Linked DNA regions of Homo sapiens: all the other regions are linked to region 2. Evidence: chromatin loops called from intact Hi-C (ENCODE). Cell type or tissue: CD4-positive, alpha-beta T cell. All regions are shown on one strand. Region 1 overlaps LOC112267908 (translation initiation factor IF-2-like). Region 2 holds the start of LOC102723696 (a long non-coding RNA gene). Region 3 has its middle 21 kb from the start of ROPN1B.

The links. Hi-C counts contacts between places; a loop is a spot of excess contacts. Peaks named below come from ENCODE experiments on the same cell type or tissue, not always from the same donor. Only the 100,000 strongest peaks of a DNase experiment are listed, where the experiment ranks them.
Region 1: it touches region 2 in a loop (7-fold over the local background); 25 of 110 quality-filtered maps call a loop at or near these places.
Region 3: it touches region 2 in a loop (5-fold over the local background); 5 of 110 quality-filtered maps call a loop at or near these places.

The regions. Positions count from the first base shown.
Region 1 is chr3:125,760,024-125,764,023 of GRCh38, reverse strand. The region is part of intron 2 of LOC112267908 (translation initiation factor IF-2-like); the gene reads right to left. Among named protein-coding and RNA genes, the nearest start is that of MIR548I1, 29 kb to the left of the region's middle. RefSeq lists an enhancer at 751-1,259. In CD4-positive, alpha-beta T cell, no CTCF peak of the experiment used is centred here; no DNase peak of the experiment used is centred here.
Region 2 is chr3:125,913,826-125,917,825 of GRCh38, reverse strand. It overlaps LOC102723696 (a long non-coding RNA gene), which reads left to right and starts at 2,180. Exons shown (of 5, transcript XR_007096049.1): 1 at 2,180-3,406. It also overlaps the pseudogene FAM86JP. RefSeq lists silencers at 932-1,131, 1,692-1,961, 1,982-2,031 and an enhancer at 891-1,481. In CD4-positive, alpha-beta T cell, no CTCF peak of the experiment used is centred here; DNase peaks (open chromatin) are centred at 605, 1,275, 1,705 and 2,177; H3K4me3 peaks cover 2,163 bases; H3K27ac peaks cover 1,962 bases.
Region 3 is chr3:125,988,398-125,992,397 of GRCh38, reverse strand. It overlaps the pseudogene ALG1L1P. Among named protein-coding and RNA genes, the nearest start is that of ROPN1B, 21 kb to the right of the region's middle. In CD4-positive, alpha-beta T cell, no CTCF peak of the experiment used is centred here; a DNase peak (open chromatin) is centred at 1,837; H3K4me3 peaks cover 1,841 bases; H3K27ac peaks cover 1,051 bases.

The sequences.
Region 1 (4,000 bases), 150 kb after region 2:
TGAGAGCCAGTTGCAAGGAGAGACTAGGGAAGGTCATTGGTTAACTTTGTTGCTAAAAGCTCCTCTGGATAAAGAAGAGCTTTATCCAGAAAAAAAGAAGCAAAATAGAGTTCAGCAGAAGTTGAGAAAAGAAGCAAATAGAGTTCAGCAGAAGAGGTAAGAAAGTAAGTTTATGTTTGACCAGGCACAGTGGCTCACGCCTGTAATCCTAGCACTTTGGGAAGCCAAGGCGGGCAGATCACGAGGTCAAGAGATCGCACCATCCTGGCCAACATGGTGAAGCCCCGTCTGTACTAAAAATTCAAAAATTAGCTGGCCATGATGGCACACCCCTGTAGTCCTAGCTACTCGGGAGCCTGAGGCAGGAGAATCACTTGAACGCAGGAGGCAGAGGTTGCACAGGGCCGAGATCATGCCACTGCATTCCAACCCGTTGGTAGAACAAGACTCCATCTCATAAAACAAAACAAAACAAAACAAACAAAAAAACCTAAGCTTATTTTTAAGCCTGAACAAGTGTAGTGGTTTAGGGGTTCTGCAAACACGGCCCCAGTCAGGCTACAAGATGTTGTGGCAGCAACATTTACACCCAGTCACTCCTGGCCGGCTGAGCCACTTTTCAAAACACCCTTGCACGGCTGTGCAGAGCGGATGGCTCCACTGGCAGCCGGCAAAGCCATAACTCACACTGTCACCACTGCCCTCAAACCCCTTCAGTAAGTACTTTGTTTTTTTGAGACGGAGTCTTGCTCTGTCATCCAGGCTGGAGTGCAGTGGCACAATCTCGGCTCACTGCAAGCCCTGCCTCCTGGGTTCATGCCATTCTCCTGCCTCAGCCTCCCAAGTAGCTGGGAATACAGGCGCCCGCCACCATGCCCGGCTAATTTTTTGTATTTTTAGTGGAGACGGGGTTTCACCGTGTTAACCAGGATGGTCTCGATCTCCTGACCTTGTGATCTGCCTGCCTCGGCCTCCCAAAGTGCTGGGATTAGAGGCGTGAGCCACCGCGCCCGGCCTGGTAAGCACTTTTAATCAATGCAACAGGAATAAACATTTGCTGCAGAGTGGCAATGTGCAGGGAGGAAAATGCTTCCACTCAGGCTCAGAAAGCAAAACCTCCTGGCTGTTTGCATCTGTGCAAGAGCTCGCAGGAAAAGCCCTCTGTGTGGCTGCCAGCCTCACACATTCCCCCCAAGGGGTGAGTTTCTCTTTCCATATTAATCTATGCTGTGACGTGCCATCTGTCAACCACCACACCATTCTCAGTTGCCATTTCAAAGCATCTTTGCCCTGTGAATGGTAACCAGCCCTGCCCTGCAATCCCCCAGGTGACATTGAACTTAAATGAGAGAGAAAACAGGTTCCAGGGTGGATTTCAGTTCAGCATCTTGGAGTCTCTGTGTGGACATGAAATCTGTCTCCCCAGCTGTGGGCTGCATCTTTGTTTGTCATCTGGTTTGGTTCTTGGGGACTTGGAAACTCGTGGGCACCTTTGCAATTTGTCAAGAAGCTGCACGGCCCTTCCAACAAAAGCGAGGAATAGGAACAGAAGCCCAAGGCTTCAGATCAATGTGCAACTTAAAGGAGACTCAGTGTAAAAGCAAACAAGAGTCAGAGGGATGCCTAAGGCAGAGTCTAGTCCCCAGGGCAGCTATAAGGCAAAGAGAAAGAGAGAGAGATAGACAGAGACAGAGACAGAAAGACAGAGGGAGATGGGAGGAGACATGAGGCACCCAGCCCTCTGCATCAAAATCTGTACAAGAGGGGCCTCCTAAAAATGCAGGAGGCTGAGGTGGGTGCACACAGAAGTTCAAGACTAGCCTGTGCAAAATAGCAAGACCGTGACTTTACAAAAAATACAAAAATTAGCCGGGTGCGGTGGTGTATGTCTGTGGTCCCAGTTACCCAGGAGGCTGAGGTAGGAGGATGGCTTGAGCCTAGGAGGTAGAGCTGCAGCGAGCTGAGATAGCACCACTGCACTCCAGCCTGGGCAACAGAGTGAGACTTCATCTCAAACAAATTTAAAAAAAATTTTTAAAGGATCACCCTGGCTACTTGAATGGGTAATAAGAAGGTAACAGCAGAAGCAAGGAGACCAGCAGGGAGATTCTGCAGGTGGGAGTCCACAGTGGCTCAGACCAGGCTGGCGCTGAAGACTGCCTGAATTCTGTACATATTTTGATGATGAAGCAACTCACCGACTCTTGAAGAGTGGGCTCTAGGAGACTGTATTTTTAATAAGCTCTCAGAGGAGTCTAATGCAGGCTGAAGTTGAAGAACTGATTTAGGTGAAGCTTCTGTTTCATTCTTGGGGAAGTACCTACTGACTTTTCTCTAAGCCACCTCAAAAGAGGTGCTAGATAAGATGTGCTCCAATGTCTGAACATGTGTGCACAGCTCTAAAGCCAACCTCAGGACACTGAGTCAAAGGTTAGGAGTACAACAGTGAACAACCACTGTCCTCTTTTCAATGAGCTTTGCATTTAATGAGAGAAATAAAAAGAAAAAAAATCATTTTCAACTCAGAATGGTAAGAGTTATGGTGACAGTATGCCTGGGGCAATGGGAGCAAATAGAAGGGGCACCCGATTGGCTAGGTGCAGTTGTTCTTGCCTGTAATCCCAGCACTTTGGGAGGCCAAGGTGGGTGGATCACTTGAGGCCAGGAGTTCGAAAACAGCCTGGCCAACATGGTGAAATCCTGTCTTTACTAAAAATACAAAAAAAATTAGCCAGATGTGGTGGTGGGCACCCGTAATTCCAGATACTCAGAAGGCTGAGGTGGGAGAATTGCTTGAGCCCGGGAGGCGGAGATTGCAGTGAGCCAAGATCGCGCCACTGCACTCCAGCCTGCATGGTCAGAGCGAAACTCCGTCAAAAAAATAAATAAATAAATAAATAAATAAAAGTCCGGAGGTGGGTGGACATGCAATCTCTATCAGGTGGTGAGAAATCTTTCTCCACCACAGGACTCCTCAGTTGAAGACTAGAAAATGGTAGGAATTAGCCAGGTCGATAGGAGAGGTGTGGAAGATCATTCCCAGCAGAGGGAAGAGCACGTGCAAAAATCAAGACGTGAGAGGGTGAGGAGCTGAGAGATGTTCATATAATTCTAAAAAGTGACTAATATAGAGGTAAGTTGGAGCCAAATCTTAAAGGCTCTTTGTCGTGTTTATCCTGTAGACAAAGGGAGACAGTAGATGTTTTTAGGCAGGGGAGTAATGATCCACTTTGTGCTATAAAAAGAGCAGTCTGGCTGGAGGAGAGTGGGAGGTGAGTAGACCAGGTAGGAGGCTGCAATACGCCAAGTGAGACAAGATGGTTGGCTGGACCAAGGCTGTGGCAGTGAGGATGGAGAGGAGACAGTAGACTAACTTGACTGAGAAAGAGGGAGGAATGAAGGAGGAGGCCCAGGTGTTTTGGAAGCTGGGTGGATGGTGGTGTGAATCTGAAGTGGTGAGCCCAGGCAGAAGAGGAAATCAGGAGAGGCAAGGTAAGATGAGGTCAATGCAAGAAAGACAGCCAAGTGGAGATAACAACTGGGCCGTTGGATTCATCAGCCTGGAGTTATACAGAGAGCTCTGGAATGGAAATAAAGAGGAAAGGACTTTGGGAATAGGTGAATCCTCCCAGAATAATGTGTAGAGAAAGGAGAATAGAACACAGAGGACAGAAAAAGGGAAGAGATTCGTTATTAAAACCAACCATCCATCAGACATCTTCCAATAAAACACTTGTTAGAGGTTTCCTCAGTGTGAGTTATTCAGGACCAGAGCTAAAGACCATATTCCCAATGAAATCACTGCGGGGAAGGTCTTCATGAAAACATTGAATGCTGCTTTTAAAACAACAACAACAACAAAAAGGCTTTAGCTACTGCACAGACCCTGGAGCAATTTTTCGGCAAGAGTCTATCAAAAACGAATGTGATCTGACGCAAAGAGGTGTCATATCTAGTGTAAAAATCCAATTCCAATGTCCATAACAGCCTTTCTGCCAGG
Region 2 (4,000 bases):
ACAACAACCCTAAGAGGTAGGTATCATTATATCCCCCATTTTATTAATAAGAAAACAACAGCACAGAGAGATGTAGTCACTTGCCCAAGGTCACACAGGGCCAGGGGTTGGGACAGGATTTGAAGCAGGCAGGCTGTCTCCTGGGTCTGAACTCTCAACTACTGCACCCTAATCAAACAATCCCTCTGGTCAAATGTGAGTGATAATAATAGTACCCACCTCATGGGTGTTGAGGGTGAGCCCAAGTTAGCATTCAGCGTGGGCATGTGAACAATTATAGCCAATATTGAATGGAGACCTATGATGCTTTTATGAAGGTTTCTATTTTGGGTTAAAAATGCACAAATTTCTCCTGACCAGAAATGATCTCTGAGTGCTAAATATTTCATATCAATGGAATAACGCAAATGATTAAGCAACACCCCATAAAATTCCAGGGAGGAATATATATCCAAACTGACTCATCCCAGTGAGCTCACTGCACATGAATTACAAATGGGGCCGGGTGCATTAAGCCCCTCTACTGGCAGAAGGGAGGCTGCTGCCTGCCATGTGCCTGTGCTGAGAATGGTAGGTCCCCAGGGAGACGAGAGGCCACCCCCTTCTCTGTCTCTTCCATCACAGGTGTGAGAGCCTCAGAGCATGAGCCGATTCTGTGCAGTTCTCAACATACAGATGAGAACACTGAGGCACGAGGGGACAGCCTGTGACCTGGTCACCGCGCTCAGGAGGACGTGGTTACCCGCGGTCCTGAGGGCGCTGACTTTTTAGAATGGGCGAGGGCAGCTGTGTCCCAGTGACCAGAACGATTACTGCCTTTAAAAAGTCGTGAAAATGATCGTGAACTGTATCCCACAACGAGTGCGCCTCTGCCCCCTAAGACGGTGGAGAGGCCCCCAGCTTATGCCGCCAGCCCGCGGGGCAGGAAGGGTGTGAGCGACTCTGGCCAGGCCCCAGGGATGGGGACCGGGTCGCGCGGACCTGACTGGCGGGAGCCCAGGCACTCACGTGGCGGGCGTGTCGGGGGCTTCTGCACGGAGACCCATCCCGTCTGCCCCTGGACTCCCGCGAGCCCTGCGGGCCTCTCCGCTCGCCCCGCCGCCCACCTGCCAGGGGAAGGAGCGCAGCGCGCGCGCCGCCAGAAAGCGGCGCTGCAAACTCTGCAGCAAGAGTTAGGTCCCAGCGTTCTCCTCGGGCGCCATGACGTGGGCGGGGCCGCAGTGTTGCCGGGAGACCGTGCGGAAGCCGGGCCTGGACTGAAGACGGGGCGGGCCCAGGGCAGTGCGCGGGGGCAGAGAGGGGGCGGGGCCTGCGGGTAGGGTCAGGAGGAGAGTCGTGGGGGCGGCTCTAGGGCGGGGCCAGGATGAGCGTTATGAGGCGGGGGCTTGGGGTGGGGCCAGGATGAGCGTCATGAGGGCGAGGCCTGGGGTAGGGCCAGGATAAGCGTCGTTGGGGCAGGTCCTGGGGAGAGTTCAGGTTGGCGGGTCCTGGGGCGGGGCCAGGACAGGGCGATCCTGGAAGCGGGGCTTCGGAAGCGTCCAGGTTGGAGGCGTCCTGGAGGCGGGGCCTTGCGTGGGGGCAGGATAAGAGTCCTGGAGGCGGGCGTTAGGGTGGGGGTAAACGATGATTGGGTTCAGGAGGCGAGAGTCGGAGCAGAGCCCAGGAGACAGGTCTTAGGGCGGGGCTAAGGCCAGACCCAGAGAAGGGCTCAGGAGGCGGGGCCAGGGCGGGGCGTTGACTATGTCGTAGCACGTTGCCAGGCACTGCTCGAACTCTGGGAGGCGGATCTTAGGACAGGCCGACGTGGGGAGGGGCCCAGGGTCCGGGAGGCGGGGCCGAGTCTAGGCTGCGGGCTGCGCTCAGGAGGCGGGCCCTGGGAGGCGGAGCTTAGGGAGGGTCCGGTGTTGGCAGGGACCAAGGGACTGGGAGGCGGATCGGGGCTGGGCTCAGGGGCCGAGAGGGAGCTGGGCTTGGGGCGGGGCCGAGACGGAGCGAGGGGTCCAGGGTGTGAGAAACGGGGAGGGGTTTGAGGAGGGGATTGGAGTGTGGCTCAAGTTCGGGAGGCGTTACCTGCGGAGGGTTTGAGGCAGGCCCAGGAGCGAGCCCACGGTCTGCCGACGCGGGGCCAGCGGCGGGCCCCAGGATCCGGAGCTTCGGGCGGGGCCGAGTCCAGGTTTGGGGCCCGGGAGGTGGGGCCGGTTAGGGCGAGGGTCCCCGGGATCGTAGTGTCAGGCCTTGGGCCAACGTAGGCACTCGCAGTTCCTCCGCCTTCAGGAAGGTCTTTTTGGCAGGGGCCTTACGGGTGCGCGCTTCGGTCCTGGAGGCGTTATCCTAGCCTCCTCTCCATCAGCGCCACCCGTCTGGGGCCCGATAGGAGGGAGCTTTCTGTCTGTCCCCCAGCCTTTGGACTGTCACCAAACAAGCCATCCGTTCACCAAATACTTATTAAGCGCCTACCATGTGTCTGGCAAGGGAGGTGTAACAGTGAGAAAAACTAGGTGTGGTCCAGGCCCTCCAGGGGCTCAGGGGCTCGTGGAAGAAGTGGACATTGAAGTACTTACCACACAAATGAGCATGAAAGTACAATAGCAATATCTGCCACGAAGGCGAGCAGACAGAGCTAGCAGGGCTTCCAGGAGGAGTTTTGATCTTGCAGGGACAGGAAGGAGGAGTTAGCTCCTGGGGGGCGGGATTGGGGGTGGTGGTGATATAGACGTGGGGACAGAGTGGAAAACAACAAAAATATAATTATTTTAGTTCAAAGTTATTGTGTCTTGAGTTGAAAGGCAGGGCAGTTAGCGACACGGTTCAGATTTCAGTACTGCCCCTGAAATCTGAATTGTGTTCAAAGTCTAAAACGTTTACCTTAGCAAATCCCTCATAAAACTCCATTTGGAAGAGTCCCGAGAGCTAATTTGTTAAGTATACTTGCAGAAGGTAGATGAGGAGACAGATTAAATCTTATTACCTCTTTCAGATGAGAGGCACTTGAGCCCTGCTCAGCCGTGAGAATAAGAGGGGGAATTAATTCTAATTGAATACACTTGTTCTCTCACAGCTGTTGTTCCCCACCAGAACCAAATGAGCGCAAGATCTGACAAAGAAAAAAAAAGGTTCATCTTTTATTCCGCCAAACACTTTCATCTAAATCAAGAGGGTGGGATGTGGTTATTGCTGTGTTTTTAGACAGAATCAACAGTTTCTGGGTCTGAGATATTGCATACACCCTCTCAGTCCCTGTATCCTCAGATGGAGTCACCTGAGAATCCACAGCAAGTCCTAACCGGGGATGGGTCTGGGTGGTTAAGGAAGGTTGGCCTCAGAACTGGGCCAGGGGCACTGCTTTGCTTTTGCTGTTTTGATCAGCTCTCTGCCCGCAGGAGACAAGGAAAACCAATGGGAACAGGTTAGTTACACTCATAAATCCTGGGCTTATTTTATTAACTCACATAATAGCTATTAATTGCCTTTCCTCCAAGGAGCAAAAGGGCATATACGGTCAATGCTATAATAAGTAACACTGTATTATGTTATACTAAAATATTAATAAATCTAGGTTGGTTCAGTCTTTCCTGATTCCATAGATTGGAAGCGGATTGAGGAAGGACCCTAGCGGACCACAGAGCTGAGCCATGCACACAGAAGAAATCTTTTCTTCTTTTTTTTTTTTTTTTTTTTTTTTTTTTGAGACAGAGTTTCACTCTCTTGTTGCCCAGGCTGGAGTGCAATGGCGCAATCTCGGCTCACTGCAACCTCCACCTCCCGGGTTCAAGCGATTCTCCTGCCTCAGCCTCCCAAGTAGTGGGATTACAGGCGTGAGCCACCATGCCGGGCCATGTTTGTATTTTTAGTGGAGACAGGGTTTGAACACGTTGGCCAGGCTGGTCTCAAATACCTGACCTCAGGTGATCCGCCCGCCTCTGCCTCCCAAAGTGCTGGGATTACAGGCATGAACCACCACGCCCGGCCAGAAGAAATCTTTATTTTGGTGTGCGGGCTC
Region 3 (4,000 bases), 75 kb before region 2:
CTATTCAAATCCTTTTTTCATTTTTTAACCAGATCATGTGTTGTTCTGCTTTTGAATTACAGAAATTCCTTATATGTATTTTGGATATTAATTATTTATCAGATACATGGCTTGGATTTCTCCCATTCTGTAGATTGCCTTTTCACTCCATTAATCATTTCCTGTGCTGTGCAGAAGCTTTTTAGTTTGATGTATCCATGCTCTTGTTATATTACCCCTGCTCAGCCCTGGAGTTGGTCATTTCTCCAAGACACCATGACTCCTGAGTGGACAGTGGTACTTGGAAACCAAGATCTAGGTAATAGATGTGTTCTTTGCTATTGGGGCTTCCAATCTTTTTTCATATGCATTTTTTACTTAGTCATATTAACTAGATATTTGCAATTTTGAATCTTGTGTTTTCTACTTTTAAATCTTTTTCATATTAATACTCAAAAATGTTTAATGGTTGTATAATATTTCTTTCAGTGGAAATAATATAATATGGTCTTGGTTTGTTTCATATTTTTCATAATTAAAAAAACCTGGAATAAACCTTTCTACCTCTTGAAAATAGCCTTCTCATATTTAGGATTAAAAGGAAAATTATTTGGTGAAAGGTTATTGGCAATTTAATAACTCTTGATACAAACTGCAAAGCTGCCCTCCAAAAGGAGTGTCCTGATCACAATACAGGAGAATCAGTTTGCTTTATTTTACACTTACTTCTATGGGGTTATTATCATTAAACTTTTAATTTTGCTATTTGAGAATCATATAAGCATTTCTTGGTAGTCATATCTCCTACCAAGAAGTACAAGATAATACTGCCCTTGTAGAATGACTTAGAGTGTACTAAGGTCTTTCATTTCCACTTAATCCATACCCTGTTATTATTTCTGTGAGGTAGGAACCTAAATTTCAGGAAAGTGGTTTGTTCAAAGTCATACATCTACTAGGTAAAATGTCTAAAAGAAGAATGGACTCTGGCATCAGCTTTGTGAGTCTGAATCTTGATTCCACAGCTGTGTAACCGTTAGGAAGTTATTTGAACCCTCCAGCCCTCAATTTCCTCATGTGTAAAAGACGGATAATGGTACCTACCTCATAAGGATATTGCGACTATGAAATGGGTTATTCTATGTAATACATAAAAGCACTTAAGAGTAGTATCTGCCACATAAGTCCTATCTAAATGTTAGCTGCTGTTATCATTAAGACGGTGGCAAACTACGTGTTTTCAAAGGAACTAAATTCTGTTGCATGTCTACGCCAATTGTGTGATGGATGTTTTTACCGGGTTCTCTCATTTAACCTTCCCAATTCTTTGAGACAGAATTTTATGCTTGTTTCTGCCTATTTTGCAGCTTAGGAATAGTAAGTTCCGAGAAGTAAAAAGTAGTGGAATCCCAATGTGCAAATACCTGAAGCTAAGAGAGCTTAAGTCACTGGACCCAGCGGCGAAGGCTGGGACTTGAACCCCGGCCTGACCCGAAAGCCGGCGCTCTAGAGGGCTACGACGATTTAAACAGAAACACATCTAGAGACCAAGCGGCTGTGTTACGAAGGTAAGATTAGGTGTTTCCTGCACCTCTGTCCCAGCACTTAAATGTCGCCGCACGGTCTCTTTTTTCGAGCAGAGTTTTACAAGTTTCTGGCCCGAAAACCCCCCTGTCCCTCTCCATCCCCACAGTGGACTCCTCAGGTCCTCAGCCCTCACCCGGCCCAGTTGAGATCCGGACATGACCATCTCTCGCAGCCTCAGAGAAGCCCAGACCGAGGTAAGTGAAGCCTCACAGAAAAAACAACCGCCGTGGGCTCCCGGACCTTCTTGGCCCGCCCCCCGAGCTTCCGCTTCCGGAAAGGATCACGCCGAAGGCCGCACTTCATAGTCTCCGACGCACCTCCAAACCCTTTCTCCTGCTCTAGGCCCAGCGCCTTGGACGTGCACAGTAGATCCCTCCCGGCTTCCCGGCTTCCCGTCTCGTCACCCTCTGGTAGGGGATGGGAGAAGCCAATAGCCGGCAAACGGGGCGGGGGCGAGGCATGGCTGGGGCGGGGCCGGGGCGGAGCCGCCGAGAAAAGGGTTAAGAAGCCGTTCCAGGGCTTGCGGTGGGGGTTCGGGACGAGGACCCGCCAGCGCCAGAGGAAGGGACAGGAGTAGGAGGCGGATAGGTTTCAGAAGGAATTGCGCGCAACTTTTTGGATTTTCGCTCTTTATTTTTAGTTTGGCATCGTGTGCCTTTTGGATGATTTTGTTCTTGATATTCTATAAAAATAAGACCTCCAGGTTGTTATCTTGCGTAGATGTGATGCCAATTTCAGAATTATTCCCTGTGGCCACTGATCTCAGAACGATGCTCGTTAGTTGGGATTTTGGGTTTACTTCCATGCGTACTTGTCTCCTCTTGTGTTGAGGTAATTACTTTTGATGAAGAATGACACAACATTCTTAGTATTGGCATGTGCACTCATTTTAATGAGGATTTTAGTCATTGGTTTTGGGGTTTAGGAATTGGGTTTTGGGTTGATGATTTAAATCAAGTTGAAGAGGGAGAACTCAGTTGATTCCATTTCAACTGTCGCCCAGGCTGGAGTGCTGTGGTGCCATCGCAGCTCAATGCAACCTTCGCCTCCCGGTTTCCAGCGGGATTCTCCTGCCTCAGCCTCCTGAGGAGCTGGGATTACAGATGCGCTCCACCACAGGCGGCTAATTTTTGTATTTTTAGTAGAGACGGGGTTTCACCATGTTGGCCAGTCTGGTCTCGAACTCCTGACCTCAGGTGATCTGCCCACTTTGGCCTCCCAAAGTGCTGGGATTACAGGCGTGAGCCACGATGCCCAGCCTCGTTTCTTTTTAATGGAGAAAAGAGCTACCCTTTAAAAATCTGTTACAATTAATGTCAAAGCCCAGGAACTAAAATATGTCCACCAATATATCACACACTTATCCTGAGTGATTTTAGGAAACTTGAGTATTTCACAGATTTAGTTTTGAATTAGATCAAACTGTGAAAACCTCTCCTTTCCTTCCCCAGCCCTCACATAACTTCATAACTTTCTAACATATTCACCTGAAATTAAGGGGTTTTTTTTTAGTTGTTGGTTTTTAAAAATTCATGTTGACTTTTCTTAATACATGTTTATTTTAGAAAATATAGATAAGCAAAAAAGGAAAAGACCACCCATAACCCCATTGCCCGTGAGTTATCACTCTGAACAGCTTGGTGCATTCCCTTCAAGATTTTTTCCACCTACGTATATATGTATAAATGTATTACAACAATATGAAATAATAGGTATTACTGTAACATGAGTGTTTTCTCTTAATATCTAATCAACATTGTTTCTCATTAATCTACAGTTATAAAATGGCTGCCTGGTGTTCCATGATTCATTTCCCTAGTGTTGGGAATGTTATGCCCCCACCCCACTTTTCATTTTGTTATTTGCTATTATAAATAATGTTGCAGTGAGCTGAGATCTGCAAATGAACTAGAGAGTGGAGAGCAGAGTATTCTAAAGATGTGGAGACAGCATGATGCTGAGAAAGAGAAACCCAGAGAGGCTCTTGCTGCTGAAGTATAGACAGTGGGGATGGAAATGTATGTAGGGCCAGACTATACAGTCCTCATAGGCTACATGATTTGGCTTATTATCCTAAGGCCATTGGGAATATGTAAAAGTTCAAGCAGGGGGCACAGTGAACTGACTGGGGTTTTACAAAGATCCATGGCTGTAGTGTAGAGCAGGAATCTGAAATCTACAGTCCCTGGCTAAATTCAGTCTGCCATTCTTGGATACAGCCTGAGAACAATTTTCACATTTTCAAGTAGTTTTTTTTAAGTGAAAGGAATAATATTTTGTGATGTGAAAAGTTACCTGAAAATCATCTCAGTGTTATAAAGTTTTATTGGAACACAGTCACACTAATGTGTTTACACATTATCTGTGCTACAACTGCCAAAGTTGAGTATTTGTGATAGAGACCACCTAGCCGGCCAAGCCTAAGATATTTACT